Linked DNA regions of Homo sapiens: region 1 is linked to region 2. The links are chromatin loops, found by intact Hi-C in ENCODE. Cell type or tissue: tibial artery. All regions are shown on one strand. Links, peaks and the distances in the headings refer to the core of each region. The heading gives the core; the rest is flanking DNA.

Region 1 (16,411 bases), core at 9,093-11,592, 1.4 Mb after region 2:
TGATGTTGGTCATAGGATGTAACTGTCTTTTTCATGTTCTCAGATTACATCTTCCCAATTAGTAAGCTCCTTGAGAGTAAGGCCTAAATATCATACATTTTCCCATCCACCACAAAACACTGTGTGTCACACAGTAGGCAAGTCCATAAAGACGAAAACCACATTAAGTGGTTGCCAAGGAGAGAGTGACTGCTTAATGGGCACATGGTCTCCTTTGTGGGTAATGAAAAGGTCCTGGAACTAAATAGTCATGATGATTGCCCAGCATTGTAAATGCACTTAGTGGCACTGAACTGTGTACCTTAAAATAATCAAAATGGTAAATTTTGTGGTATGAGTATTTTGTCACACACACAGAGAGCGAGAGAGAGAGAAAGAGAGAGAGAGAGAGAAGATATAACTAGTCCAGGGACACAACAACTCGTAAGTGTGATTACGAGAACCCAGTTTTTCACTGTAATTTTAGGAGTCAAAAGAGAGCTACCCCCTACATCTCTACATTGAGCCCAAGTCCAGTACATTCTCCCTGATGCCTCCTCTGAGTGATCCAGGCCTCGGTAGCCCTTGTTTCCAGACACAACCATGGTACACACCCTGGCATGAAACCCTATCTGCCCCATATCACTCTCTGGTCATTTCATGCACACTGGTTTAGTTCCCCAGGTAGACATACTCTGAGCTCTTTGAGTCCAGGGCCCATGAGCCCTCCCCACAGGGCTCACTGGCTTGACTACTGTTGTGGAAACTGAAAAGCATACCAAATGCTTATTTATATGTTTCACAGTTTTAACTTGCATTTTAGCTAAAATGTTCCCACATTCTTTTGGTTAGCAAAACATAACAGGCTCTCCTTTTGCCACTGATTCAATCTCAGGAAATGCCTTTTCGCCATAGAACTCCTAAACCCATTGCTGCCTATTGTTTTCTCATTAATGAAAAAAAAAGTTAACACTACTTTCTCCACTTACTCATAAAAGTTTCATTTCTCTACTTCAAACACTGTGTGAACATTAAAAGGTGCTATAGGTTGCATTTTAATAGAACAAGACAGTAAATAAAAGCATATGAAATTACAGCCTAGGAGTTTAAACACGTAATATTTCAAAGAAGTTTTACTTCACTTGAAAAAGTTTTCTCTTTCAGAAAGAAAACTTTCTAAAAAGTTTTCTCTTTCAGAAAGAAAACTTTCTAAAAGGCTTTCTCTTGCAGAAAGAAAACTTTCTAAAAAGTTTTCTCTTTCAGAAAGAAAACTTTCTAAAAGGCTTTCTCTTTCAGAAAGAAAACTTTCTAAAAAGTTTTCTCTTTTTAGTGTATTTAGAAATTAGCAAGGAAAACCCAGATTAAAAAGTCATTTAATCTACCTTCTAGCCTTGGATGCATCACTTACTTTTGGTCCCAGCCAAGTACCTCAAACCCTGGGTGTTAGTTTTCTTATTCACAAAATGGAAATAAAAGTGTCTTCCTGTTAGTCTTAGAGAAGCATTGTAACCCACGATTAAGACAACAAACAAGAAAGTGAGTAGTAAAGGGCAGAGCCCTGACTATAAGGGAGAAACTTGGGACAGAGGATCTCTGAGTCCAGAAAGGGAAGAAAGGAGGTGGCAATGACTGTCTCTCCCCATCCTTGGCTCCAGGTCTCTGCACCACTGATCACCTAGTCTAGCAGGTGCTTTGAGCCTGGGCAGGATCTGTGGAAGTGGCCAGTGGATCTGAAGGGGGTTGAGAAGCCAGTGCTACCCTGCCAGAATGACCCCCCCCCCCAAAAAAAGAGTTTTTAAAATCAATGCTCAACTTTTCTCCCAAATGATGATGCAAATACCAGTAATACACAAGCAGGTGGAGGTTATTTTTAGTGAGGGTATTTTTTTAACTTTCTATTCTGAAATACTTATAGACTTGCAAGAAGTTGCAAAAATAGTACAGAAAGGTCTATGTCCTTATCTCCTATCTTCCCCAATGATAACATCTTATATCACTATATTACATGATCAAAACCAGGAAATTGACACTGGCACAATACAATGGACTAGACTGCAGGCCTTAATCAAATGTTATCAGTTTTTGCAGACACTGTTATACAAACAACTATAATGGTGCAGAGGGTAGAAAAAAGAAAAAGAAGTGGTATAGAATTATTTACATCACTAGGATGAAATCAATACAATGTAATTTCGATAGACAATTCATGAGTATGCAAACAATTTTTTTATTACAAACGATATTTTTCTTCATGATTGAGTCCATTGTGATGGGATGATATTTGCAGCATCTTACTCCAGTCCCCCATTTGGGGAGGTGAAGAAATTTCCCACAACAGTTCTAGAAGAGTCAGGGAGAAAGAGGCATCCAATGCCCATTGCAACCCTAATCCCAGACCCTCTCCATAGGTAGCACTGCCTGCTCCCAATCCAGCTGTGCAAAATCATAGAATTCCCACAGCTTGAAGGGCATCTCCAGGTGGAATTTGGTGCCGGCCTTGAAATACTCGGGGTCGACTGAGCAATGCCACCATCTGGTGGTCAGACAAAGAACTAAGGAAAGCAGTGGCAGCTCTCCATTTGTGGGTCTTACCAGTTGAGCAACCTTTTAAATCTATTCCAGGAGGCTCTACTTAAGGTACAGCCATACTAAATGTTGTAATAAAGAATGTTTCGTAATGAGAATAACCACTCTACAGTGGATTAAATATGGCCACAAATTCCTGGAAGCCCCTCCCATTAAGACATGAGTCTATTTCCCTATCCTTTGAATCTGGGCTGGGCTCTTGACTTGCTTTGAAGCAGAATGCACAGGAAGAGATGCTGTGTAACTTCCAAGCCTCTACCTCAATTGGCCTCAGAGTTTGCCCCTCACCCTCTTGGAAGACTGCCACTTTGTGAACAAGCCCGCACCAGCCTCCTTCAGCATGAGATTCTAGTGGAGAGAGAATCTCCATTTCTCCTGAGGTCCCACGCATATGAATTCCAGCCGAATCGCTACCAAACGTGGTGATGAGCGAGCCCAGGCAAGAACAGCTGAAGGCAACTCAAGTCATAACCCACAGAATCATGAGAAATAATAAAGGGTTCTAAATCATTAAGTTCTGGGGTGGCTTATAATGGAACAGATTTGAACATTCTCAAATTATTGTTTAAAAAATCTGTACTGTGGACAAGCTTAAGGTTTATTATTACTATTTTAAACTAGATTACTAGGCAGGGCATACATCGCTATTTCCATATGGTAAACCTTGCTTGTTGCATGCATTTTGAATATACGGCATACTTTGATTTTCCTTTGCATTTTCAGCCCTCCTCACATGTTATCACGCATTCATTCATCAAACACCAAGCATGTTGAAAGTGACAGCTCCTGGAGTAGGCACTAAGGATGTGACATTGAATTGGATATGACGGCTACTCCTGAGAAGCTCATGGCTATTGGAGAAGATACGTATGCAAATGCTGAGTGACCACTCCCAGTGGAAGCAAGACAAGGGGCTAAGTTAGTCAGGACCCAATAAAGAAAAGAGAAACCACTCCAAATCCCTTGGAGAATTTAATCCAGAGAATTTATCAAACAGACAAGAAGGTACACAAAAGCTAGTGGGGACAGGAGTAGCAATAGAGCCCTGGAAGATCCCCAGCCACTGTCAGACAGCCAGCCACAGAGGAGGGGGAGAACCACCCTGGCATCCCTCTCCGACCACCCTGCAGTCTCACCCCAGAGGCTTGCACTGTTCAAACCCAGCAGGCGCCTGGAAATGCAGCCTGCAGGGATCAAATCCCTGGGATGTGGAGCACAGGAGGGGAAGAACAAGGCTTATGACTTGCCATGGTGGTATTCAGGCTAGAAAGTCTTTACAGCAGAGGCAGTGGCTGGGCCAAGCCTTGACACTTAGAAGAACTGGACTCTATTTGGAGATGTTTTGCAGTCACATTTGGGTTTGCCCAGGAGAAACAGGGATGAAAAAGCAGAGGGTTTGTATTCAAGCAACTGCTTACAACATTGACCCAAACAACAGTAACCACGAGGAGAGTGACAGTGCATAAGAAAGATGCCAGCACCCCCAGGGAGGAAGTGCTGGAGTTCCGGAGAGGCAGAAGTAACCTCTCGCTCTTGGCTCCTTTTGGTGCTGGGAGGACAGTAAGGTCAAGGCCATCCCTTCAGCTGTCCTGAACACAAGCCTCTTGACCCACATGGTGGCCGCTATGTTTCACCATGAGCCAAGCAAAGGACCAAGATGGATTCATTGCCTTTGTTCGAAATATAACTGAGTCTTCATATCAGCAGATTTCTTTCCTTGTCTTCTTGGTACAAGTGTACATATCTTTAGATTTCTTATTTCAGTAGCTAAATATACATCTAAACTCATTTGAAATGAAATAGGGACTGGCTCTTTCACATTCTAAAGTATGGTTTGCAAACTTCAGCAGGCCTCAGACACACCTGGAGGGCTTGTTCAAACACAATATCACTAGCATCCACCCCCAGAGTTTCCGTTCAGTAAGTCTGGAGGAAGGTTTGAGAATCTGCGTTTCCATCAAGTTGCTAGGTGGATATTGCTGCTGGTGCAGGACCACACTTTGGGAACCAATGTTCAAAGGTATTAACTTTCCTCCAAGTTCTTTTATTTTATATATCAACCCACCTTCACCTTTCATCACCTTGGTAGTGGCGTTTCCCAGCCACAAGCATCAGCCCGGTGCTGGTGAAACTACAGCTCCCAGTCACTCCCCTGGAGATTCTGAGGGCCTGGAATGCTACCTTCAAGGGCCCCAGGAGAGTCACATCAGGGTGACAGAAACCACAGGCATCCTGCAAACCTACTGTGTGCCAGGCACTGTGCTTGACAGTGATTGACAGGCGCTATTTCGTGTGATCTTCCTTATACTTCCGCTTGCATTTCCTCTGTATAGAGAGGTATCTGAGGCACTGAGAGGTGAAGGAGTTTGCCCAGTGCCACACAGCCAGCAAGTGGAAGAGCTGAGGCTCAAACTCAGGAAATGTGACACCACCCTGTCACTGTACTCCCAATCATTCTACTCTATTTCTTCCTAAAGAAAAGGGGACTGGAGCCCCCACCAGGATCACTGAAAAATTTCTCTAGTGAAGAGAAGCTGATCTCTTCCAACAAGGAACACCAAATAAAAATAAAAGGACAGCTGGGCACCGTGGCTCACACCTGTAATCCCAGCACTCTGGGAAGCTGAGGTAGTCGGATCACCTGAGGTCAGCAGTTCAAGACCAGCCTGGCTAACATGGTGAAACCCCATCTCTACTAAAAATACAAAAATTAGCCGGGTGTGATGGTGCGCATCTGTGGTCCCAGCTACTCAGGAGACTGAGGCATGAGAATCGCTTGAACTGGGAGGCAGAGGTTGCAGTGAGCTGAGTTTGTGCCACTGCACTCCAGCCTGGGCAACAGAGCAAGATGCCACCTCAAAAAATAATAATAATATAAAAGAACAATGTGGGTATTGCATGCATGCATGCATGTGTGTGCCTCTGTGTATGTTGTGTGTGTGTGTGTGTGTATGTATAAACTGAATCAGAAGGCTGGGAGAAGGTGAGAAGAGGGAGAAGCTTTGGACTAAAGTTGACCATTAAAACCTAGTAATTAACAAATAAAAAGTGTAACTATTTATCACATGCAACATAAAATAAGATATATCACGTTAAACTTGTCATTTGATGAACTGTGAAAAAAATAACCCCAGTTAGCCCATGAAAACTCTTACCCCTTTTGGCAAGCCACTTAATCTCTCTGTGCCTTGGTCTAATGGTCTGCAAAACAGAAATTGATTTACCCCATTGGAGGTTTAGAGAATTAAGTGAAATAATGAATGTGAAAGCCTCTAAGCTCATAAGCCTTTTTTTTCCATTGTTGGTAAAATATACAGTTCATAAAATTTAACACTTCATATAAACCTTTCAAAAATAATTTGTAAAATACATTGTGTCTGAGTTCCTTAAACAGGGGAGTGATTAAACCCTGAGGTTTTCGGAACCCTGCCAGGCTTGAGGTGCTCTGAGAGTGATGGCTCGTGCCACAGTGAGAAGGCTTCACACTGTCCCTGTGCAACTGACTTGATGACAGCCCGGGCCGCCTTCCGGGGAACACATCTCTCCCAGGTCCATGCTCAGCAGAAAGCAGATCTTTCACAGTGAGAGTTGGAGGTGAGGCACACTGTTGAAGAAGATGCAGATGAATCTCTTTATGTTTCTAGCATCAGCCCTCTACTCAAGAACCCGAGCCTCTGCTTTGTGCAGCTTTTGGGGGTTTGAAATACTAACCGAGCCTCCCAGCTACTACCTAGGTGCTTTTGAAACAGGTGAGCTACTAAAATATAGACCAGCTGCCTGAACAGTAGCAGTAGTGGTTGGATTTGTGTGTCAAGTTTGGGTTCTGTTTTATTTTGTCTTTTGTAAAAGAAAGAAATCATGTTATGAGAAAGTGAAACTTCTGTACAAAGAAGTTCGGGGGTAAAGAAAAAAATCCTGGGTTCAACTGGGTTTCTTTCCTTTAGTAGCTCCAGAAAAAGGCCAGGATGAGCACACTGCCAGGGGACTGTCACAGGCCCCACACTCAAGACCAAGGTCCAGGGGTCCATGTTGCTAAGGTTCCAGAGACTTCAGTGGTTCATGCAGCAAAACTGTCCAAGTCCAAGTCCTGTGTCTTCTTCTCTTAAGTCATGTGTGGAAAGTTTGTCCATTAGAGACCTGGGAAAAGGCCTCCAGCCTGGGAGCTAAGAAAGAAATGGCTCAGGAAGCTACTGAAAAGTGAAAGTCTTCCTTGTCCCCAGCCCCTGACTTGGGAGAGGGCAGTAGTGCAGAAGGCTCCTCTGATGAGGAGGTGTAGATAGAAAAGTCAGGCTGGAGAGAGCAGATTCCTCTGGCAGAATCGCAGAACATCAGGTCAGGAAGGGACTTTGAGGCTCCTCCTAGGTTTATTTATTATTTTTTACAGGAACTACATCATGAACTAACTTCTGGGTTCATTTAATCTACAAAAAAGGGTGGAGCACTCACTGGGGTCAGGCTGAACCTGGTGTCTCAACTTTCAGTCCACTACATTTCCCTCCCTCTGTCAAACTGGGCAAAGATAATTTCAGCAGCTTTTGGGTTCTGCCCTAGAGGAGTGTACGTCCATGGGGAGGCAGGCACGTAAACTGATCATCCTCACACTGGGTGGGAAGTGGGCATTCTAGAGGAGCAGGATCCTGGAAGAGGTACTGCAGGGCTCTCCTGGGGAGGGAGGGGGGTCATGTACTCTGGTCCTGGAGGGGTTCCTAGAGGAGGTGAGGTCTGAGCTCAGGCTTGGTGAAAGAGTAGGACAAAGCCAGGTGATGGGGGGCAGGGGGCAGCCCTCAGGTACATAGCTACTGGGAATTGAAAACAATTTCAGGCTGCCACAGAGTTGTGAGTTGACAAATGGCAGAAGGCTTGGTGGGGCAGTCTTGGAGAGAAGATAGAGATTCGGGGAAAATTTAGGACTGAAAGCTGGCAGAACTTGGTGAGTGGACATGGGGTAGAGGTGAGGGAAAGGAAGGAGTTGAGGATGACCTGTGGGTCTCTTTCACTTTCTGAGTTGATGGAGGAGTCATGTGGAAAACAAAGGCTGAGTTTGCATGAGTTCAACTTCGGACACATGAAGTTGTTGGTGCCAGAAGATATAATGTGGAAACAGCTGCAGTCCCCTAAATACTGACATCTGGAGCTCAGGAAAGATGACAGAGGCAGATACCTGTTATTTCTCTATTATCTGTGCTTTCTACGTCACCTCTACAGATGATTTCTTATTTTACCTGTATCCACCCTAACAAATATTGAATACCTGTGCTTATTCATAGGTGCTTCTTGACTGGGAAGGAGTGGAAGAGGTCCTAGGTGCAGAAGGGTATGGAAGATAAGGTCAAAGGATGTGCTGGTGGGAATGGGAGACAACTGAGAAGGTGAGACAAGCTGGAGGAAATGTCAGGAGCTGCTGAGAGAAGCTCAGCCTGACCAGAGATGAGAATTGCCATCTTGAATCGTCAGGAAGTGAAGGAAAGCCCAGGTGAATGCCACCCAATCAAAAAGAAAAAACAAATGCAGATGGTAAGGTAGAGAAGGCTCTGAAGCCCAGGTAATGAGAGCCATGTTACCCTGGACAGAAGCATCCAACACCACACATCTCCAAGGATGTTGGAGATCCAGCATCTGGATCCAGCTAACTTCTGCATCCTCTTCTGTACTCACAAGAGTTAACATGGACGTCCATGCATCTGCTGGACAACACCCCCTAGAACGAGTGTCTTTGTATGTTTTCACACACATAATGATGTTATATCTGCTGCCATCCTACTGAGTAAGGGGATGAATAAAGGTAAGAAGAAAACAAGTCACTTTAACTCAAAAAGGAGTCCTCGGGCCACTCCAGTGAACATCAAGGTGGCCATAAACTTGCTTTCCCCACCCCTACCAAGCCCTGGTGGGAGAGGGAGACATGGGGGAAGGGAAGGAGAGAAGGGGCTCCATCTCTCTGGTGGGTCCATAACCCAGTTCTGTGAAAGGCAGCTCCACACACCTGGCTCCCACTAGCTCTCCTGCCCCTCCCTCTGCAGCAGGGCCTTGGGCAAGCTTCTCTTCCCAGCCCCCACCCTTGCCCATGAAACACTCAGACCAAGCTGGTACTACCCCAGGGGCCACTTCTGCCCAATGCATTAAGGTTTGGCTGATTCAAAAACACCCAACTTAAAAAAAATGTTGTTTTCTATCTCCGACACAGTCCTTTTGACCTACACTAGATGGTCTCATCAGAAACAAAAGCATCCTAACCTTCCAAGGTCAACATTACTCCACCTCAACCCACAGCCACAGCCATCAAACACATACCCAAGCCAACAGATGGTTACAAAATTCTAAACAGTGCTCTTTCAGAACTCTGGGGCGAGCTACCCTGGGGCCTCCAACTAGACTTCCTGCCCTGGCCCTGGCCTTGACAATGAACCTGTTTCATCTCAGCAGTTGGCTCGGAAATGCCAAGCTGCCTTGTTGTCCGTGTTTCCAGACAAGTCTGCATTGCTGAGTATCAGGGGCAGCTGGAGCAGGTCTGGGCACTTGGAGAAGGAGGGAGAGGGAGACAGTATAGTGGGGCTGGGAACACCCAGTGAGGGCAGGAGGACCCAGACGGGCAGGGCCGCTGGGAGTGGCTTCCTCACTGCTTGTGGGCTGTGTTAGTCACCCAGGTCGCACAGAAGCCTCATGCCTTCATGACCGCAACAATCACCCAATACTCAGGCCAGGGATTTGAACTGCTGGATCTCAGTGCATTTCCACAGTTCAGTCCTGCAGGTGGGAACTATTAATACCCATTTAGAAGATCAAAGTTGCCCCAAGTCGTACCACAAGGAAGCGTCCCAGCTAGAATGTTCACATTGATGCTGGTGCTCTTTCCCCTGCCACTCTGCCTTCCACCACCACGTCAGTCCTCGAGTTGAGTTCTTTCTGGAAGGCTGTAGAAAACTGGTTTCCAACTTTCCAATCCTAGATTTTCTTTCTTTCTTATGCCTACACACAAGCACTTTTCCCTAATGTAAAATTCTCTGAGGGGTCAAGAGATCCGGCAGCTCATCAAAACAATCCATTTTGAAAGAAAATTTTGGATGAATATAAACATTAAGAGGTTGGGGAATTTTGTCTGTTTTTGTTCACTGCTGAATCCCTAGTGTCCAGGACAGTGCGAGACACAGTAACCCAGAGTGGGCACCTAATGAATGTATATTGAATCAACACTCTTCCAGATTGCAGATTCTTGCAAAATTTTCATGATCTCCTGCTCAAATATCTTCCTAAAAACACAGCATGACTTCAAGAGCCCTCAACTGTACTAAAGTAGTTACATACATATAGCATAAATCAGACTATGCAGGCCTTGGTCCTCAGGAGGACCTGTCAACAGACAGAAAGACATCCATCTGATCCTGTGCCCAGCCAGAAAATGCCACCTGCGACAGGTACTTCCTGACTGTCCAGACACCTCCCCATACTCTCTCAGTTACAGATAAACTCCCTTAAGGATTGTGAGCAGCTGTGGACCATTTCAAATGCTTCCTACTAATTCTTGTAGCTGAATGGGCCCTTCCTGCTCTGCTGTGATACGAATCTGCAAGGAAGGCGAGATCTGGAGAGTTCTCAGACCAACACACCTCACAGCTATAGGTCTGGGCTCCCATCACAGGCACAAAGGCTGCAGCCCCAACCCCAATGTCAGCCTCGCCACCTCCTCTATCCCCATTCCCGCCTCCATGCTCTGGCACCTTGGCACTCCTTCAGCTCCAGGAACATGCCCCGCGTGCTCTTCCAGCTTCCTGGGAAGCTTCTCCCTCACCGTACCCTGGTATACTCTCCTCATCCCTCCAATCTCAGCTGTGTCACTGTTTCAGGAAAGCCCCCCTTCCATGCCACCCTCTCCCCCAGCCCAGATCCACTTCCTATGTCATAAGTGTTAGTCCAAGTTGCACCGTTTCGTAAGCTCCCTGTCATTTCACAGACCTTGGTCAAAGTGAAACATTCCACGGGGGGTTCGGGCCGTGAGAAACAGCCTGACCAACTGCCTGACTTTGCTGGGAGAAAGGGCAAGGAACATCACATTCCACCAGAACAAGGGCCAAACCACCTCATCGTGGGAACATGTTATCAACATTTTCCCAGGCAGCAGGCCATGCTCCCCCCAGACCCCTCCTGCTCAGGCCTATAATTGCCCCAGCCTGTAAGCAGCAGTGGGCACTGGCATTAAGCTGGCCCCCAACCTCTGCAGGTTTTATGTTGGACATAAAGCCTATGTTTTGCTGTAGGGCCGCCAACTCTCTCTCTGTTTTTCTTTAACCCTCACCTTCCCTTTAAAAAACCTAACAGTAAGCTGTCCTGGGATCCTGCCTCTTTCCTCTTCAGCACTTACCTCCATGGCAATCACACCACCTTACCTTGGTGTTTGCTTAATTAATGCTGGCACAAAAGCAGAAACCACATCTGCTTCTGCTCCTTACTATTCCCAATGCCTCACATAGTGCCTGGCATATAGATGATGATTAATGATGACAAGAATCTAGCAGCAGGCAAGACCTGGTCTTATAGGCCCCAGTAAGGAAATTTAACAACCCAGCAATTCCACCCCAGGTGTATACCTGGCAGAAATGTGTACATATGTTCTCCAAAAGACACGTAAAAAATGTTCACAGCAACATTCTTTGTAATAGCCAGAAACTAGAAACAACCTATATCCATCAAGAGTAGAATGAATAAATAGTGGTGTATTCCTGTAATGGAATACTACACAGCCGCGAACACTAACCAGGTATAATTATTTGCTACAACATGGATGAATGTTACGAACATAAAACTGAGTAAAAGAAACTTAGGCACAAAAGAGTATACACCATATCATTCCAATTACGTTAAACTCAAAAAAAAAAAGGCAAACTAATCTATCTTCAGAGAGGTCAACATTGTTAAAGATCGTCAGAGGCTGAAGAGTGACTCAAAAGGTAGCCACTTGTTCCTGGGGTGCTGGTAGTGTTCTGTTTCTTGATCTGGATGCAGGTTTTTAGGGATATGTTCACTGTGTAAAAATTTATCAAGCTGTTCACACATTATTTCTATACATTATACTTTAGGACCTTAGTCATTTCAGATTGCTAAACCTTAGACCAGGTAACTTAAAAACAATAGAAATTTATTGCTCAAAGTTCTGGAGGCTGGGAAGTCCACAATCAAGGCACCAGCAGATTTGGTGCCTGGTGAGGACCACTTCCTCATAGATGGTGCCTTCTTGCTGCCTCCACTCACATGGTAGAAGGGGTGAACAAGCTCTGTTGTTTTTGAGTGTGTGTGTGGGGTGTTTTTTTTTTTTTTTTTTTTGAGGCAGAGTTTCACTCTTCTTGCCCAGGCTGGAGTGCAATGGCACTATCTCAGCTCACTGCAACCTCTGCCTCCCAGGTACAAGTGATTCTCCTGTCTCAGCCTCCCGAGTAGCTGGGATTACAGGCGCGCAACACCATGCCCGGCTAATTTTTTTGTATTTTTAGTAGAGATGGGGTTTCACCACGTTGGCCAGGCTGGTATCGAACTCCTGACCTCAGGAGATCTGCTCACCTCGGCCTTCCAAAGTGCTGGGATTACAGCTGTGAGCCACTGCGCCAGGCCGGGTCTTTTTTATAAGAGCACTAATCCCACTCATGCCTTCATGACTTAATTGCTTCCCAAAGGCTCCACCTCTTAATACCACCATCTTGGGGATCAGGTTTCAAAATATGCATTTTGGAGGGATACAAACATTCAAACCATAGCATTCAATGAAGAGCTTACTGAAAAAAAGGAAAGAAGGCAATTCCTCCATTAGGTGGTGGTGGATCTCAATAGGCCCACAGGGTGTTTGGCAGAGCCAGAGCACAGCCTCCACTGCTCCAGGCATGTTTCTGCATTCCCAGCACACACGGACACCTGCAACCACCATGTCCCTCTCAGTTTCTGTCATCTGGATTGGTTTCTTTCTTTCTTTTTTTTTAAGATGAAGGTAAATATTTAAATTTTCTCTCCCAAGAAAATTCAGATGAAAACAGGATAAGTATTCAATGACCTAATCCAAAAAGTGTATAAAATTTAAAGCAAAGACAAAACAAAATAAAATACCTAGTTCTATACAGCAGTTTTATACAACAGTGTCTTGACACGCACAGATAGTGTGTGACTAAGAAGGGAAAAAGAAGCAAGGAATGGAATTCAGTGCAAACTGGGTATATTGTGTGCAAATGGCATTTGTAGAGAAGTAAATGTGTGGAATGTAATTTGGGAAGATGGACTTTATATCTTTAATTTTTGTAAAAACTGCATTGCAATTTTCTTGCTTTAAGCAACTCCTTCCCAAGCCCTCTGGTTGCAAAACTGTGACTTTGTAATCCTAAATACATGTTATTTGAGATTTGCTGCCAAAAAATTGTGTTTCATCTCCAGGTCTGAAAGTGTGAATGTTCTGGGCAAATGCACTTGTGCTCTCTAAGGAAGACAGGCTGGCGTGTGGAAGGGTTGGTTCTGCCCACCGCCTAGTTAATCTGCCATCAGAGGGAGATGGGTGGGAGATACCATATCTTCAAAGCCTAAGCTTGTGGTTAAATTCCAGAGCCTTTCACTCTTGGGGTGAATGTTCACTAATCTAGCCATGAGATCAGCAATCCTGAACAAATACCCCAAACTCCTACTAAGATACATGTTAATTAGTAACTTTGACTTATGTACCTTTCGTGCATGGGTCAGTGTCCTGAGCTCTACATGTAGTAGCCGATGCTTAACTAGAAGGCATAAAACCTTGAGATGGGGCAAACAGACATGCTCATGCGCTAGATGACTGTTTTCATCAAAACAAAAGCAAATATACCTTTCACCCAGCAATCCTATTTACAGAAATGTATCCTTCCGATGGACTCATACATACATGCCAAGATGGGTGTGCAAGGATCCTCACTGCAGCACTGTCAGTAATAGTAACCTATCAGAGACAATCTAGATTAACAGGAGGCTCGGAAAACACATTATAATAATTTATACAATGGAACACTATTCAATCAGGACAAAAGCGCAAGGTACAGGCTTGTGTGCAGACAGGCTACAATCTCTTCAGAGACACATTGTCAAAACGAAGTTAAGTATGGTGGCTAGACAGTATGCATGATATGTTCCTTTCCACATAAAAAAAATACATGCAGATACATGTTTATGGTAGTTCTCCCTTATCTGCAATGGGGGGATATGTTCCAAGACCCCTACTGGTTGCCAGAAACCTTGGATAGTACCAAATTCTATATATACTATTTATTTTTTCCTATATATACCTGGAATAAACATTTACCTTTTCACTTAAAGGAAGCACTTTATGGCTTCTCTTGGGCATATCTGAATCACCAGCATCACTACTCTTATGCTTTGGGATTGTTATCAAGGAAAATAATGGTTACTTGAACACAAGCCCTGCGATACCTCGACAGTGGACCTGCTCACTGAGATGGCTCCTAAGTGATGCTAGGATGGGTGGTGTATACACTGTGGATACACTGGAAGAAGGATGATTAACGTCATGGGAAGAACAGAGTGGGACAGTAGGAGATTTCATCACGCCACTCAGAACAGCTCACAAATTAAAATTTAGGAATTGTTTATTTCTGGCATTTCCCATTTAACGTTTTCAGATTGTAGTTGACCAAAAGTCGCTAAAACTGTGGAAAGTAAAGTTGCAGATTCAGGGGGCATGAGTGGGGAGCACTGTATATAAATAAAGAATATCTCTGGGAAGAGACCCAAGAAACTGAGTCAGGAGCCCTATTTTACAAATGAGAAAATATCTCCTCTTAAGATTAAAATTACTGACCTCAATGGGTTGGGGGGTCTGGGTATACTAAGGACACTCTCAAAAAAAAAAAAAAAAAAGAGGGAATTTTTATATTGGTTCCATGATAGAAAAAAAAAGACAGCATCTTGGCTTATAGAATAAAATGAGTTCACCCACAGGATTTAATAAGGTAGGTAACAACATGAAATCAACATAGATGCAAATCCATATTGAGCAGAGGGAATCATTTCCAGTGACACCTGTAGTTCAAAGAATACTCAAAACTGTATCTGAAAGTAAATGACTTAAAAGTTACAAATGTGTATGAGTGCCCAGAGCCAATCTTGAGGGGCCATTTCTCTACTGACATAGCAGTATTTGTGGACCTGATTTTCCATGTTCTAGTCTCTTCTCCATCCCTCTTTCTGCTCCTACAATCTCACCATCCTTTTGCTCAACATCTCATCCAAGGAAGCACGAATCAGTTTCTCCTGGGACACAAATGAGACCCTCTTATCACACTCTATGACATTCTAAAAACCAGATTTAATCAAGAAGATATGTTGGAATTACAATGCTTCTTTCAAGCTCTTGCCCAAAGACAAATAATTCAAGACAGAATGTCGACCTTCAGTGAATGATGATAATTATCTCCTCATCCAATGGAAGGGAGGGGTTGATTTGATTTTTACAAAAAAAAGAGAAGAAATGCATCTAATGGATGTGGCTAACAGACATTCGCAGGTATAATGAAAAGATAAGAAAAAGACAGGCATGATTAAACATCACACCCACACAAGCTGGTTAGCTGAAGTCACGTGTCAGCATCTCTGAGGCTGTTCTTTTGAGAAGCACCCCAGAAGGGCAAACCGAATTGCTGGGGATAAAACATGTCCATTACCTTGCTTTAGAGGCGATTATCTTTAGAGCGAGAGTGAAAGTAGCTGAGCGAGCAGTTCCTGGGCATTCTGCAAAGTCACAGGCATCAGGATCTCCAAGGCAGCCAGAAAGCGCCGAGCCACGCCAGTGTGGGAAATTTGTGGCCAGAGCGAAGCCAATATTTCTCCAGCTAAACAAAAATGCCAGGCAAGATCCCCAGGGATTATGAAAGAGAATGCACCCCTGATTAACCATGACCTCAATCAGGGTACAGAACCCCAAGGAGCTAGCCCTGCATGGGCAATTCTATTCATAGTAACCACAAATCACTGCATGCCTCCTCTGTGTACCCAGAGATCATTTATCCAGAGGCAGTGTCGTCCTCCAAAAGACACCCGTTTGGGTAGGTATTTGGAAGCCACATCGTCAATCCTCCCAGCCATACACCCGGCTCTATACCGTGTGGTTTCACCTCATCCTCCTTCTCAACATTACACATCCCCCGCCAGGGGTGAGGGCAGGGAAGGGGTCACTGATTCTGCACTAGAAGAAATATCAGGGTTGGGGACGGGGATGAACTGAATTGAGACACCATGAACCAGCTCTGGAGCAAGAAGGGCAGAAAGAGATCCCAAGAACAACTTCAAGTAAGTAGTAAAGAAACTCCATTTTCTGAAAGGGCATTGTTTGTCGCTGGCTGTACGGATCCTTTCAGAGCCTTACAAGCTTCCCTTCTGCAATACGGTGGTGACGGTGCTGAGACAGAGACAGAAAGGGAAGGAAGAATCTTGACAGAATTAGGATGTCCAGCAGGGATCCTGGTACTTATAAGAATTGATTCCATATGGAAAATAGAAGAACAAAAGGAGATTTTCCGAGCCTGGTGAGTAGCCCTGATGATATTGGTCACTGAGATTGGTCATTCTTGTTTCCAGGTTCTGCAGCCTGGGAAGGTTTCCTAGGGTTTCCTGGGGTCTGTTATGGGGAACCAGGAGGGATGCTGATGGTTCCAGAGGTCAACACAGTCAATGATTTCCAGTGAGGTCTTCAAAACTTCTAGACTCAGGAGACCAAGTTCTCACCCTTGACATGATTTCAGTCTTCTCAGGGCAGGAGAAAGAGCCAGGCTCCCTGAAGAGTTTTTGCTCTGGAACCCAACGATGGGGTGCGTGTGAACGGCAAGGGCAGAAT
Region 2 (16,411 bases), core at 677-3,176:
CTAACTTTCACAGCCACTAGGTAAGTGGATGTTAATTTTGAAGTCTCATCTCGTTGTTTAGTCTACTCTCTAATTTTAGTCCTGTCATTTTCCTTTTTAAGCCCTTGCTGTCTTCTACACATCTAGCTAGTAAAATTCCAACATACCTCCTTGACATGTACAAGGGCACTTGTGGTGTTGACACCCCTACCTGGCTTCTCTTGCCCCTTCAGTTTCCATGGCCCTATTGTCTCCTGTCTCCCGTCACGACTCCGTGCTTCTCCAACTCTTCCTTGCCTCCCATCCCTTACCAGATAGTCCTGGTGGTGTTGCCTGATCCTCTGATTTGAAAAAAAAATTTTTTTTCAGTGTAATCTGGAATTTGTATTTTTATGTGAAAGCATCTAATTTTTACACAATGGTCCAACAACATATATGGATCAAGTAAATTGCCTTTCCAGGCCATTTCTATCTTGTCAACTGCCAGTTTGTATCTTTTGGCCTAGGAAAAAGAAGCATGAAAGGACCAGTTTCAAGGTGCCCCTTCCAGGAGGAGCTAGTAGGCAATCCCCAGGGGAGAGAAAGCTAACCTTGGTCATCTGACTTAGGCAGGACTAGAGCTTGAGGCAAATATCTGATGAAGACTGGTGATGTTTAACTAGGCAATGAGCACGTCTGGGTCAGCTTTTGACATCTGACTCACTCCTGTGCCCATGTCAAAGAAACTGTATCGAAACAAGCTAGCATTTGCTGCTGGCAGTGGGCTACCTGTGACAGGTGATTAGAGTAAATGAGTGGACAAACGCAATTTCCAGCCCTCTGGGAAAACATCTTTCCTCTTTTGTCTTGCAGGTTGGTGGACAATCAGAAAGGAAAGAACGCAAGTGGACACACCCTCAACCACCTGCTGAAAGTTCCCAACCTACATAGCCAAGATACATCGTACAGAACTTAGTAGAAGTGAGGTGACTCCCTAAGGCAAGAGCAGAGGTAGCATGCCTGAGTGTGCATTTCACCTTGTTCCTCACTCCTTACTGGTGGGCTAATCCTATGCCCATACCCTCCTTTTTCTTTGTAATTATTAACAATGCCCTCTTTGACTCTTAGAAGAGTCTAGGTGTGCATAATAGACTATATGGTTGCTGTATCCATGGGCTCTGCAGCTGCTAGTGACAAGGAATCCTGCTGGAATTGAGAACAAATCTACCTTAAGAATATATATTCAGGTTTTTATCACCTGAGAATTTTAAGAGTCTTTGAGTTTACTTGTAAGGAAATGTTTATGCACTATAAAACATCTAACTTCTGCTTCTTGAACCAATCTTAGCACTTGTTGGGGAGAGCTCAGAAATAGCCCAATTGTCCCCAAGTAATCTCTCTCGAAAAGAGAATCCTACAAAGCCCATCTCTTCTCCTACTTTTGGAGGGTTTGAGGCCCAATTTACTTGCTTTATTATTTCTCCATTGTTGAAATGGTGGGCAAACATCCCACTTCTATTTCATGATTCTAGGTGTGCGTGGTGGTGAAGGGAGTGCTGACTCCCTTCGCCTAGCAAGGGAAAAGTAGAACAGCATGCGGCCCACAGTGAGGATTTTAAGGAGCCATGGAATACGGTGGCTCTGTCTAGACCAGTGATTGTCAAGTGTGGTTATCAGACAAGCAGCATCAGTATCACCTGGGCAATTTCAGTATCACCTGGGAAATTTCAGTATCACCTGGGCAATTTCAGTATCACCAGAGCAATTTGTTGGAAATGCAACTACTTTGAGCCCCAACCCAGAGACCAGCAATACGTATTTTAACAAGTCCTCAGGTGATTGTGATACACATGAAGTTTGAGCACCCTTGCTCTAGACACTTGGCACAATCAGGCATTTCACAGTTCTACACAGTGTACTCTGGAAGTAAAAATGAGGGAGAGGGCATGGGTGATAAATGCCCTTCTAAAGTGGCTTTTCCTCCAGGACGTGTTAAAGTGATCAAGTAAACGGGACAGAGCTGGGCTTTCAGGTAACAGTGCTTAGATCCTTTATGTACCTGGAGATGTTTCTTTCTACAATGGGAAATGGCTGCCTTGAGCCTTGTCATTGTCTAGCCATCTCTGTAGATGCTGGCATAGCTCGCATGCAGTTGGGTGACTTACACCACAAAGTTTGGCATTGAGGTGCTTCTTAGCCCTCAATCTATGAAAAGGAGGCTTGCCCGAGTTGAATTGTGTGTGTGAGCTTTACACAGTCCTTTAAACTGATCCCTTGGTCAGTAAACCTAGGACTGAGAGCTGGCTTTCTTGTGCGCATGCAGACTCTGAGCTGATCATGTCACTTCTGTGGGCATGGTTGTTCTCCGTATGGCATAGGGGCAAATGCACAGTGGATTTTTGAAGATGAAATTAGGTTTAATGAAGGCGGAAGTGTTTTGTAGGCCGGCAAGTGTGAAACAACTGTGTGTGTTTTGTATGCTTTCATGTGATGGCCAGTCAGGTGTGGCCACAGAAGAGACACAATTTATTATAGTCATAGGTCGTAGAGACAGGAGGCATGGGACACCCCACACAGGGCCACATGGGAAAGACACAGGGGTGGTCAGGAGGCAGAAGACAGGAGCGTGGTGGGGGCTTGGGTCGGAGCATTTATTGATGCTTCTGAGGGAAAGGCAGGGCAGGGCAGGGTGAACTGTTTAGCATTGATAATGGAATAGTCTGGATAATTTCACTGGGCTCTAAACTATAGGAGTGGTCCTTAGTTTTCTGTTATCAGTCCCTGGGATGAGTTAGGTAGAGGAATATTGCTTGCAAGGGTGTATGGGCCAGATTGAGAAGGCATGGCTCTGGATTAATTAGTGTGTATATCAAAGTAGGCTCCTGGCTGAGTCCTTTGCCATCTCTAAGAATTGACTAGTGCCAGGAGGGGCAGTCTCTCCCCAGCCAGACAGTCTTTTTAAGATGTCAAAGAATCATGGGTTAGAAAGTTTAGCTCTGAGGAAGCTTATGCGTCGTTCAGAGGGAAATTAAGCGTCACCTAGTATTCTGCCTCCAAGTTTTACAGAAGAGAAGATTACCAGTGCTCACACAGTAAGTTGATAGAATCTAGACCAGAAGCAACATTGTTTGACACAGTCCAGTCAACACCAGCCAAAGGGAACACAGACAAGTCAGTAAAATGACCAAGTTTTCCTGCAGCAAAGTCAAATCATGCATATCTTTGATGTGAAGCTTGGCAAATGGCATAATGAGGTGGACTGGACGGAAGTTAATTGGCTCCAGCAAAACAGTGTGGCAGACATATCTAGGACTGACTTGTGCTTCTATCATTAGGCACTGTGCTAAGCACTTTGTATGTATCATCTCAGTCCTCTGGGGTGGGTACTATTAGCCCCATCCTACCAGCGTTGAAACTGAGACTCACCGGTGAAGTAGTTTGCTTCAGACTGGTAACACAGAGTTCACATTTTCTCTTGATCATTGTGACATGCTTCTTTCTGGAGTTTGCAAACCCAAGGAACCTTCATCTAGGAGCAATTGACAAAAGCACAGGGAAAACAGTGCTTAGGAAAACATCCTCAGGATGGGGGAAGAGAAAGTGAGCGAAGAGCTTCGCAGAAGATCTCTTAGAATGTTCTTGCACAGAGTAGAGCAGGAAGGGAGTCTTTGAGGTTGAAAATAGCCAGAATGTGCTACTGCTTATTGCAAATCTGTTATGGCACAGAGCCACACTCAGCAACTTAGCATAGGGTAGTATTTTTATTGTATGCTGCAGACACCATGCTGATCATGGTCCTAAACAACCCTAATAGTAACCTGAATGTGAGCAATTTCTCAGCGTCGTGGTGTCGGCAAGTGGTGTGGCTGTTTTCCAACTTGAGCTTCAACATTGTGTTTTACAAATGCTCAGTGGAGTCGCTTAGCATCCCTGGTGGGTCCATGTCTGGAAGAGAGAACAACTAACTTTGAAACAGAATCTGGAGATGGCACTTATTTGGGAAGTGTTTTGAGCACAAAGCGAGCTTTAGTCAGGTTCACTTTGAAGTCTCTCACTGTGTTCACTGGGTTGGAAAACTCACTTTTCTCTTGTGGCTGAGGGAACAGGTGGCAGTTCCACCCTGTCCTCCCTCACTGTGCAGGCTATGGTCCTGGCCCCCTCCCTCTGCAGTCAGGAGACACCCCTCCCCTCCAAGATACTGAATGGATCACTTCCAAACCTGGAATCCTGGGACAGTAATGATTTTAACAGGGCCAAAGCTACATCATGCTTTAAGGCTCGAAACTACAAGCTGTTTCTTCATTTGTTTGTTTTTACACAAAGTGTCTTTCTGCCTCCGGGTCAGGATTTTTTTGTTGTTATTTTTGAGCTGGAGTCTCCCTGTGTTGCCCAGACTGGAGTGCAGTGGCCTGATCTTGGCTCACTGCAACCCCGCCTCCTGAGTTCAAGCAATTCTCCTGCCTCAGCCTCCCGAGTAGCTGGGCCTACAGGCGCGTGCCACCACACCCAGCTAATTTTTGTACTTTTAGTAGAGATGGGGTTTCACCATGTTGGCCAGGATGGTCTCGATCTCCTGACCTCGTGATCCACCCACCCTGGCCTCCCAAAGTGCTGGGATTACAGGCGTGAGCCACCGTGCCCAGCCAGGAATTTTTGTATAATCTGTTTTGTAGGAGGCTTCTGGCCTCCTTAACATTCCCCCATAGAAGTTCCCTCTCACTGCAGACACAGGGCAGGAAATTAAATTTGGAGAGTATATCTAAAATGGGCAATGGAACACAATCATTGTTTCTGGTCAGGATGAAACTTAATTTTTATTGGCAACAACCTTGCATTTAGTTCTTTCTCTTCGTGAGAATTCATACTTCTTTATTCTAATCTTTTGAACCAGGAGGGTCAGCTGAAATGGTGTGCCTGTGCTTGCTGTTTTAATTCAGTTTTATTAAAGATAAAATCTTGTCAGGGCCCAGGAAATAATTTTACATAATGGTGACATGTAGAGGTTGAAAGAGTAACTGTCAGAAAGACATTTGGGTCTCATGGCACTGTGAGGGGCTAAGACTTGGTAGATACTGAATGTGGAGTTACTGTAGCCAGGCCAGGCACACAGAGACAGGAGATACCCCACACCAGGTGAATCCCCAAAAAGCTCCAAGGAAATCAACTTTAAAAATTACAACATGATTTTAAAGGAGTAAATGCTTTGCTATTTAAAGTAGCCCCCTGGCAAGGTCTTCAGTAATATGAAGGTCATCGAGTCTGCAAAGTAGAGTTAGTAATTGGTTATATGACTTCGGGCACACACTTGATCTCTCCCTTTTGTTAATTAGGGCTAGTAACAATGACTGACAACATGTCTAGCACGGGAGTGTTAGGAAAACCTGCTGAGCCAGTGTGAGGTGCTTTGCAGTGTAATTTAGGCGTAAAGGTGGGCTTCGGTCACAGAATTGGACTTTCTTGAGGCGGAGTTTTGCAGTAGATTCTGTAGGCCCTATCTTTCTCCCCTCAGCCACCCTGCAGGACAGATGTGGATGTTCCTGCACCCCCTCTCTTCCTGGGTCTCTCTGTGGAGGGTGTTCTTGGTTTCTGCCTCTGGTGCTTGGGAGCCAACACCCCAGAGGTGAGAGCTGGGGGATAAACAGCTCACCTTCTCTGCCCCTCAAGGGCATGCTTTGGAGGGTTCCTGTGGGTGGGATGATGCTCCAGTTGCCCTCATCAGTGACCTACTCATGAGCACCCCTTTCTTGGCTTTTCCCCTCTGTGTCTCCCTGTCCCAGTCCCTAACTGGCCTTCCTGGCATCAGCTCGCACATAAATGACTTGCAGCCAAACTCCTGTCTCTCTAGCAGCTTTTAGGGAGACCCAAAGTAAGACAGGCCTCATGAGTATTCATCAGACAAGATGCTGAACTGGCTGGGCGCAGTGGCTCACACCTTTAATTCCAGCACTTTGGGAGGCTGAGGCAGGTGGATCACTTGAGATCAGGAGTTCAAGACCAGCCTGGCCAACATGGAGAAACCCCATTTCCACTAAAAATATGAAAATTAGCCAGGCATGGTGGCGCATGCCTGTAATTTAAGCTACTCATGAGGCTGAGGCAGAAGAGTCATTTGAGCATGGGAGGCGGAGGCTGCAGTGAGCCGAGATTGTGCCATTGCACTCCAGCCTGGGCGACAGAGACTTCATCTCAAAAAAAAAAAAAAAAAAAGCCAGAAAAAGATGCTGAGCCACAAAGCCATGTCAACAACTAGTGTTTCCAAAGACTGCTAAGTTGCACTAACCAATGCAGTGTCACTCCAGGTTGTGGAACAATTAGAGGGAGAGAGAGGGAAGCTGACGTTTCTAATTCCGGGTTTGAGGTCCCTGCCAGAAGTTGGTGATGAGGAGTGATCTGGAAATACTGCCCTGGTTCCTTTGCTGGTTGCCAGGAAGAAAGATGATCAACTGTGCTTAGAGAGATTAGGATTCAGGGTGGGAAGTATTCGGGGAGGGTTATTACCATCATCAACCCACATTCACAGAGCCTAGAGAAGGCAGAAGATACAAAGGGCCAACCATGGCCTCACCTGGGGCAGCCCTCTGGCTCTCAGGGGACACAGGACTTTATCCAAGAAAAGTTACCTAACAATATTGTAGTTGGAGATTTGGATGGTGATTGAGGGAGGTCTCATATCAGAGTTAGTTTTTAATTGAGCCTTGAAGGAAGGGCAAGAACCAGAGAGTGGGGACAGGAATCCCTTCAACAGTTCACCAGACGGTTTTGTTTTCTGCTTTTTGTTTCTTTGAGGCAGAATCTCACTCTGTCGCTCAGGCTGGAGTGCAGTGGTGCAATCTCATCTCACTGCAAACTCCGCCTCCTGGGTTCAAGTGATTCTCCTGCCTCAGCCTCCCGAGTAGCTGGGAGTACAGGTGAGCGCCACCATGCCCGACCAATTTTTGTATTTTTAGTAGAGATGGGGTTTCCTCATGTTGGCCAGGCTGGTCTCGAACTCCTGACCTCAAGTGATATGACTGCCTCAGCTCCCAAAGTGCTGGGATTACAGGTGTGAGCCATTGTGCCTGGCCCCAGCAGTGAAACTTAACAAAACTCTTAAGTGATAATATGCGAGGCCTGTGTGTGGCCACACATAGTGGTGACCTGTGGGCTCCAGACAGATGGCCCACCCATCACATCACATCACTAAAGCTACTGTAAATAATTAAAGTAGCTTTAGTTATTTAAAGCTACTTTGATAACTTTAAATTTTCAAAGAAATGAGGTCGATGCTTCAGATGTCAGAACATTTTTCTGTAAAATTGTAGCTTTTGTTAAATCTGTCAGAAGACCTGGCGGCCCTGGGTCTGTGCCGCAGCATGGAGTAAGGGGTTGCTAGTGAACAGAGAGCATTTGGATGGGGCATGTGTCTTTTCATGTGCCACACTCCCCCTACCCAGTTGGTTCTCAGACCAAGGGTGAGGGGTTGTTAATTATTGGACGTACACTTTTCTTTTTTCCAAAATAGAGTGAAATGTCTCCAAATGCCTATCTTTATTTAAAACGGAAAAAAAGAAAGCAGACAGACAATTTGTTTTTTTTTTTTTTCAGGGTAAAGGTAAAGTAATACGTATTGAGCAAGAACTAATTGCCAGTCATTGGGCTAACAGCTTTACAGGCACGACTAGCCACTTCCCATTTTACAGATGGAGAAGCACAATGAGTGTGTCTTGGGAAACTCCTCAAGCTCTTAGGGGAAGCTTCGTGAGTGGGCACTCAAACTCCAACTCTTCCCACTGAACCTGAAGTTTCCTTGACCTTGATTTCCTTCCTGGATGTCTGGATTTCATGATATGGGTTTCGAGATGAGGGGAAGGAGAAGGAAGGTAATGCTCTAGAATGTGGGACTTTACCAAAAAAAAGTAAAGCCCGCTTCCCAGGACCCATGTGTCTGCCTTAGGAATTAAACCCACCCGTTCCAGGGTAAAGGGGCTATAAGTATTTGAAGCAGGGAGGCACACACTGCTGTTGAGTGTGATGGGTGGGCCAATCTCATGTCAGGGGCCTCAGGATAATAGAAAGCCACAACCTGGAAGGTCATGGGCAAGTCCATTTTCACAGCCTTCTTCCAGTACAGAGCTCTGAACTACCAACAGACGAGAGTTTCGAGCAGCTAGAGTCTGGTGCATGGTCTGGGGGCAGCTTCCTACCTAAATGCCTTCTGTCTTAACTGCCTTTGCATGTGACTGCTGTCCAGGGGTTTATAGCTTTATGATTCAGAATCTGGCTGAGGGTTCCTGGGTTCAAATCCCTGCTCTGCACTTACCAGCCACATGAACCTTGTGTCTGCTTTTTGCTTAGTCATTTCCACCTGATAGGAGATCAGATGAAGTAATGAGCATGCATGAAGCATTTAGCACCAGCGTGGCACATGGTAAACACTTTATACACATTAGCTCTGCTAAGAGGCCTGCCCTTTTCCAGATGAGTCTGCACACTTTCTGCAGGAGCCACTGCTTTTCTACCCCTCCCTGCCCACTGGCTCCTTTGGCCAGCATATTGAAACCACCGCATAAACAGGGGCATCCATGTGCAGGGCTACTGCTTTGGGGTTCACCACCCTTTTCAGCCTTGCTAATGGTCATGAATTTTCAGATGCTAATTTGCTTGCATTAAGCCTCACCTGGACTTCAGCAGGGGCATCCGTATGCAGGACTAGTGGTTTGGGGTTCACCAGCCTCCTCAGCCTTCTTGTTGGTCGTGAATTTTCCGATGCCAATTTGCTTGCATCAGGCCCCGCCTGGACCAGGGTGCAGGGTGTGGCCACACTGCGCATTCCAACTCTGTCCACTAGATGGCGGTCAGATTTCATCAAGGGGTACCAGGCCCAGGACTGGAAAAAAAGGTGTGGCCTCCGCCCAGACCCTGGGACCAGGTGGACGCCTCCTGGGGTGCTTCTTAGCAACTGCAGCTTATCACTGACGGCCAGAAATGAGACCTCAGGATGGATCCTTCAAGTGGAGGAAAGGAAAGGAGAGACAGAAATGCAGATGGGGTGGGAAGTGGGGTAAAAGTGGCAGCAATGGGCATGGCTCAGGGATCCCAAGGTCTCCATCTAGCCTCTGTTTCCTGTCTGCAGCCTAGAGGCACAGGGATGTGGATTGATGGGGACCCGAGGCAGCCTGTCCCCTGCCAGGAGACAGGCCCTGTCACCTCTGCCTGGGTTTCACATCTGCCCGTCCCCTGTGCTGGTCCAGGCTCTGGTCACTCTCTGTCAAATTGTCTCTGCTGATTTTATTGCCTTCTCTCCAGTTTCTCTGCCCACCTCTGCCTTGCAGCCCATCTTCCCTGAGCCTTTCTGCTCCTCCGTCAATCACTGTCAGAGCCCTCCAAGACCACCTGCTTTTCCCTGGCCTTCCCTGTTCACTGCACTCAGTGCTTCCTCAGGCACACCCCACCCCATGCCTTTGCTTCTGCAGTTTCTTATTCCTCACCTCTGCATGTTCAAATCTTATTCTCCACCCCAACCTGTAAGTGATTGCTTCCTCCTCTGAAACCTCATTGCATTGCTTCTATGGTGCTGGGCCCTTTCATGTATTCTTTCATTCTAATGTTTGCTGAGCACCTACTATGTGCGGCAAGATGCCAGGGATACAATGGTGAATGAAGTCAACATCTCAACTCTCCTTGAGCTTCTATTCCAGCTGGCAAGATGGGGCTAAAGGTAAACAGTGTAAGGAAAACAATCACAGCCTACCACGAGGGCAGTGTGGGGAACCCATGGGTGCTGTGGTCGTGTGTTGTGGGGTGCCAGCTGGCGAGGCTTCTCTGAGCAAGGTGATGTTTCAGCTAAGCCTCAAGACTGAGAAAGAGCCAGGTTGGCAAGGGGCTAGTGGGGTGGGAGTGGGCTGCCCTGGCAGAGGGGATGGCGTGAGGAGGACCCTAAGGCGGGAAGAGACTGGGCTGGTGGAGAAGCTGAGAGAAGGCTTGTATTAGTCCGTTTTCATGCCTCTGATAAAGACATACCTGAGACTGGGTAACTTCTAAAGAAAAAGAGGTTTAATGGACTCACAGTTCCACGTGGCTGGGAAGGCCTCACAATTAAGGCAAAAGGCACATCTTACATGGCGGCAGACAAGAGAGAATGAGAGCCAAGCGAGAGAGGAAACTCCTTATAAAACCTTCAGATCTTGTGAGACTTATTCACTACCACGAGAACAGTATGGGGGAAACTGACCCCATGATTCAGTTATTTTCCACCAGGTCCCTCCCACAACAGATGGTAATTATGGGAGCTACAATTCAAGATAAGATTTGGGTGGGGACACAGCCAAACCATATCAAGGCTGAAGGCAGCATCTGAGCTGAGAGGGATGCCAGAGGGCCAGGTAGGGAAGCTGTTGAAGGGGGGTAATGAAGACTCAAGCTTTTTAAAGAGCATTTTTTTCCCTCCGCTGATCTGTATACAGTGTCCTGAGTGGAAGGGGAGGAAAAGAAACCATAGTCCAGAAAGAGATGCTGGTAGCTTGGGTGGGGACGCAGAGAAATGGGTGGATTTGGGCATTCTGGAGACCGGTGAGCAGGCTCTCTCCACCATACAGGGATAGGGCACACTGTCAAGGTAAACTCCAGTGGCTTAGGGTGGGGTGGAGGACAGCTGCCTCCAGAGCACAGAGAGGGAGGGGTCCTGAGGCCATGTGCAGTCTGGGAGGTAAAGTGTGATGTGTTTGACAGCCCTAGTGCAGCACAGCACAGGAGGGGTAGTGTGAGATTGGCAGTTGGATCTGACATTCGATGAATGGCCTCCCAACTCCTCGAGGGCAGGAACCGTGCTTGATTCACTGTTGTGTCTCTTAAAAAGCTTTTCCTGGGCTATGGGGAAGTGGCCTCTCTGACAAGCATAGGGATTTGATATTGTTGGAGAAATGGGTGCCAATGGGTCTGGATGGGCTTCTCTTGCCACATGCCACCTGCTGTCTTGGGAGCACCTAGGGATGCCTCCAGTGGCTGCAGAGTGAGGGTGAGGGCGGGTCATTGCTTTTCTCCCCCGCCCTCCATTGCTGTGCCTAGGGGACTCCAAGCCCGCTTGGTCCTCTCAGATGTTGCCTAGGCAGTGAGCTCAGGATCTCCCTCACTCCCCTTTAGGGTCCACTGGTTACACCTTGGCCTTTGAAAAGTGGAATGCTCCTGATTTCAAGTCATATGGTATAGAAGCCTACTTCCTCTCAGAAGGGGAAAGCGGTGCCTCGCGTGCCGCCTAGAAATACCTCTTTAATGTCTAAATCACCATGTTGGAACTTCACTCCTAACAGAGACTGTGCCAGCTGCACCTAAAAAACCCACCATATTATCCCTTATTATTCATTTACAGTGTAAATTTTACACATTGATAGACATAAGATTGGCAAAGCAAACTGGGGAAGAGTGGGAGGGAGAATGCGTGGCTTTGTGTCTGAGATCTGTGGGAAGAAGGGGGAAATGCTGAGAAGGGACAAGGGGAGGGATGCTGGGGCTGGAAGCAAGTGTCCTGCACTGCACAGTCTTGCCCTGAGCTTGTGCCTGCCTGGGAACTTGAATCCTCCTTCCTCAGTAAAGGAGCCGGGGGCACCTGCCATTTTTTCCACTAGAGGGCGCCAGCACCCTGCAATGCAGCCTGGAGGTTTGGGACCTGGCTGGGAAGACAGCTGAGAATGGAAGAGGTTTGGGGCGTCTCAGGGCCTCAGAAGCACCGTGTACCTGGAATCCCTTGCCTTGCATCCCCTGAGCTCCCTGCTCCCCTCTGCTGCTCCAATGGGGCTGCATTTCCTTGGGTATCTCCCAATCCATCTCTGGCCCCATGTTCGCCAGCATGAGCCCTTGGTTGTGGGAGCTCCAGCTAGACGTGGGGACTTCAGGAAGCTGTGATGAGCACCAGAGGGACTCCTGAGCTGCTATGTGCAGCTAGGTCTGCCTGCCCTGGAGCCTCCGGTTCCTATGGCCTCCTCCCTGGAGGGAGAGTTTGCTAGGAGAAGAGAGCTTGTCTTTGCGTATTTTGTTTATTCTCTATTTCCTTAGGGCCTCACTGGACCCTGCACTGAGTAGGTACTCCTCAAATCCACTGCACCTGTGTGCATGCTGGGCATTGGCCCTGGCAGCTGCTATGCAGTGTGGGAGTAGAGCCCCGGGAACAGTGAGTGGGTGAGAAGGCTCAGCTGGTGTGCAAAATGGGATCAGAGCAGAGCTGGGAGGCTGGGGATGCTGGGTGTGGAGGGAGGAGAGGAAGAGGAAGGAGAGGGCAATGAGCTGGTCTTGGAAGCTTGGGGAAGCATTCAGACAGGCACAGAGGAGCCACATTAAACAAGGGTTTGGCCCAGTAGCCACCTGGGCTGCCAGTGTTCTAGAACTAGGAAACCAACCCAGGAAGCTGGCTCTGCTCCTGGCCCCCAAAGCCCTTTCCTCTAGGCTGTTCTAGGCCAAGGAACGGAGGGGAAATGTTTTCCTTATTCCATTCTGGCCTTTAGCTGTGGTATCGCCTGCCAAGCTCTCTGGAGGATCCAGGGGGACCGGCCATCAGATCCCCCCAAACAGCTGTGCTCTTCTGTCCAGACACTGTTCAGCCACAGCCTTGGGCTGGGCCTTTCCTCTGTGTCCTGGGCCGAGGACCCAGAGCTGCTGGGGGCCTGTGTGCCCCACAGGATCCATGAAGGTCTCCACAGCTGCAGGTGCAGGTGTCATAATCTGCATAAGTTGCAGTTCATGTGATTGTCACCGCCAGAATCTCTGAATATTGCTCACCTGGGTATGGAGCTGCCCGAAGTTCTTGTGTGGGTTTTCAGCCATACTTACATGGGTTATAGGCATGCTGGACCATTGGTAAAATCACATTGGCAGGCTGTGTTTTCTTCTCCCAGCTGTTAAAGCTGCAATTCTGGCAGTCAGAAGACGTCGCTTACTTGGTGGTTTCTAGCAGCCAATTCCCCTGTCTGAAAAGGATCCCTCATGGGGTTTGTTGTGTTATGGGCTTGTCTGAAATGTTAACCTATTTGTTCTTAAATGTCATCGGTGAGTGATTTTTATCACAATGAGAGTCTCATTGATGAAAGTCGTTGAGAGCCCGAGGACTTTGTGCAGAGTCTCTGTGGACCACGAGGGAATCTAGCAGAGAGGGGAGGTGGGTGGGTTGGATGTGGTGGTGCCTTTCAAGCTGAGGCCATGGGAGCTGCTTCGGGCTGGCCATTTGGGCAGTTCCCTTCAGTACAGGCCTCACCCCCAAGCAATGTTGTGTTACAAAGGCAGGTTCACCTGAAACTGGGAGGCAATGGGCAATGGTCAGATTTCCATCCATTTCCTGTCACAGCATGGCCATCAGGAAGAGTGACTTAAGAGGCTCAGAGAGGTTGAGATTCTTGCTCAGGACCACACAGCAAAGCAGAGACAGAGTAATGCTGAGAAGGCAGATTTCTGCATCGTATCTTTTGGACTTCTTTCAGCAAAGTGGGACCCTGAAAAGCCAGGGATGCAGAGTTCATTCATTTGGTTGGTCAAATAGTACTTACTGAGTGCTTACGGCATGCTAGGTGCCGAGGACAGCTCAGTCTAATGGGGGATGCCCCTGCAGAGTGTCAGGATGATCCTGGGGAGACGCCCACTTCAGCCGAGTTGGGTATCAAGCAAGCTTCTTGGAAGAAGCAAAAAATACCTGCGCCCTGTTGGAGGATAATCAATTAATTTGATGCTCCTTTGAGACTGTCCCAAGAGAAACAGAGAGTAAACACTCATAAACAAATAGCAGAAATAATGAACAGGGATGGAGTTCTTGCTAGACACTACTCCCTGCAGGCAGGAGCCCCTACCCGTGGGGACACTGAGGCTCAGGGAAGCCAGGAATGGTTGGGAGGGCCCCAGCCGGTCAGTGGTGGAGCTGGGAGTCCCCTCGGTAGAGTTTTTTTTTTTTTTTTAAACTTCTGTTCATCATGGAAAATTCCAAACATGTACAAAAGTGGAGAGAACAACAAAGTACCATGATCCCAACATCCATCTTCAACATTTGCCAACTTAGGGCCAATTTCATTCTGTCCATACCCTCTCCACTCTCCCACTACTGGAGTATTTCATAGTAAATCTCTGACATCATCTCATTTCATCCGTAAGTATTTCAGCAGGCAGCTCTAAAGGATAATGACTCTTTAAAAAAAAAACCTAGTCACAATCTCATTATCACACCTAAACACATCAACAGTAATTCCAGTCAGTGTTCAATGATCAATTGCCTCAATTTTCTTTTCTTTTCTTTTTTTTTTTTTACCAGTTGGTTTGTTCAACTCAGGATCCAAATAAAATCCACACATTGCATGCAATTTCATTTGAACTGTAGTTTTTCTCTCTCTTTCTTTCCTTACAATGTAATTGTTTACACAATGTGGTCATCTCTTCTATGGTTTCCATACCTCACATTTGCTGTTTGTATCCCTGGGGCCCTGTTTAGCATGTTCCTCTGTCCCCCGTATTTCCTGTAACCTAGAACTTGAATCGGGAGGCTTGAGCAGATTCAGGTTTGAGTTTTTGTAGTGCCAGTGTGTTGAAGCACAGATCACAGGCAGCCTGCTGAGCTCTGTGTGTGTGTGTGTGTGTGTGCCAGTGTGCCTGTGTGTGTGTGCACACATGTGTATGTGCCTTTGGGCTTTTCTCTTCTCCCTTGGCCACTTCTCAGAAACCACTGCTTTCCACTCTCTGGTAGTCACAGGCTCCTCTTAAGGTTACAAAACTGCTTCAAGGCTGCTTGTCAAAGAGCAGGCAAGGAGCAAAGAGCAAGTATTTCTCCTTGTCAAAGCTTCAAAGAAGCCTTCAGCACAGACAGAATTTCTTTTAATGTCTGCACTTCAGTTTCCTCCTGCTGCCTCCTTCTGTTGCCCATATTTTGACTTTGGGTCTTTTCTGTCAGGATCTTTAACAGGTCTGAGGATCCAGCATTCTCCTCCCTCTCCCTTCTGTTTTTCAGCCCCGATTTATGAATGACTTACCACATATCAGCTCTGCTCCAGTGAAGTTAGACATAAACTTGAGCTTCTACCCTGAAGGTCCTATGGTCTGAGGTGGGCAGGTCAAATGAAACTACATGCGATGTGTGTATTTTATTTGGATCCTGAGTTGAACAAACCAACTGGTAAAAAAAAAAAAAAGTTGAGGCAATTGATCATTGAACACTGACTGGAATTACTGTTGATGTGTTTAGGTGTGATAATGGGATTGTGATTATGTTTTTTTTTTAAAGAGTCATTATCCTTTAGAGCTGCCTGCTGAGATACTTATGGATGAAATGAGATGATGTCAGAGATTTACTATGAAATACTCCAGTGGTGGGAGAGTGGAGAGGGTATGGACAGAATGAAATTGGACCTAAGTTGCCACAGAAATGGCAACAACAACCGTTCACCCACCTGCCAACCAGAGGTCCCCAGGGGTGCTCTGAAAACAGAGGAAGGCGATCTGGGGGAGGACCTGGGAGGACAGGTCAGCTTCTGCCTCTCTGGCTGGGTGGAAGCCCCCGTCCAAGTCAGAGACTGAGTCTGGAGGAGTTGGCTGCAAAGTGGAGAAAGAGGCCATGTGCCCCACTACTCAGATACCTGCTCTGGCACCGGAAATGTTTGCCCTGAGCCATCCGTCACTGTGCAGGTGCTTAGTGAGCACTTCGTCTGTGCTGGGGGAAGAAGGGGCTTGTCTCATGCTCTCAAAGTATGTATGGTGTCCAGGCAACTGGGTGGCGATCTTTACCCCTCTCCTTTACCCTTCACATCCATCCAGGGCCTATCATGTCCCTTCAACCTCCAGAACAGATTCCAAGTCTATCCCTTCTCTCCACCTCCCCCAGCCCAGCGTGGCCCCCATCATCCTCCAAGTGTCCTGTCTCACTCCTGCTTCCTCTCTTCCTCACTCGAATCCATTCCTCACAGTCCAACCAGAACCCTGTTTTTGAAACATTAATCTCATTACACCCATCCCCTGCCAAAAATCTTATAGTAGGTTGAATAGGGATTCCCCGCCCCCACAAATTCATGTCTTCCCAGAACATCAGAATGTGACCTTATTTGGAAATAAGAGTCCTTGTAGTTGTAAGTAAGTTGAAGTCATCCTGGATGAGGGTGGGCTTTAAATCCAATGACGGATGTTCTTATAAGATGAGGAGAGGACACACAAAGACAGGCAGAGATTGGAGTGATGCATTAGTCCAACTGCATGACTGTAAAGGAATACCTGAAACTGAGGAATTGATGGAGAAAGGAGGTTTAATTGACTCACTGTTCTGCAGGGGGGACAGGAACCTGAGTGCTGGCATCTGCTTCTGGTGAGGGGCCTCAGGAAGCTTCCAGTCATGGCAGAATGTGAAGCGGGAGCAGGCAGGTCACCTGGTGAGAGTGAGGGCAAGAGAGAGAGAGAGAGAATTGGGGAGGTCCCAGACTCTTTTAAACAACCAAATCCTGCATGAACTCACTGAGCAAGAGCT

The links. A loop is a pair of places that touch in the nucleus more often than their neighbours do. Peaks named below come from ENCODE experiments on the same cell type or tissue, not always from the same donor. Only the 100,000 strongest peaks of a DNase experiment are listed, where the experiment ranks them.
Region 1: it touches region 2 in a loop (30-fold over the local background); 10 of 110 quality-filtered maps call a loop at or near these places.

What each region holds. Positions count from the first base shown.
Region 1 is chr10:110,732,647-110,749,057 of GRCh38, reverse strand. The region is part of intron 1 of RBM20 (RNA binding motif protein 20); the gene reads right to left. It overlaps LOC124902498 (a long non-coding RNA gene), which reads left to right. Exons shown (of 3, transcript XR_007062286.1): 3 at 3,289-3,364. Among named protein-coding and RNA genes, the nearest start is that of RBM20, 97 kb to the right of the region's middle. In tibial artery, for the core only: no CTCF peak of the experiment used is centred there; a DNase peak (open chromatin) is centred at 10,547; H3K4me3 peaks cover 616 bases.
Region 2 is chr10:112,132,721-112,149,131 of GRCh38, reverse strand. No RefSeq gene overlaps it. Among named protein-coding and RNA genes, the nearest start is that of GPAM, 43 kb to the left of the region's middle. RefSeq lists an enhancer at 8,602-9,101. In tibial artery, for the core only: no CTCF peak of the experiment used is centred there; no DNase peak of the experiment used is centred there.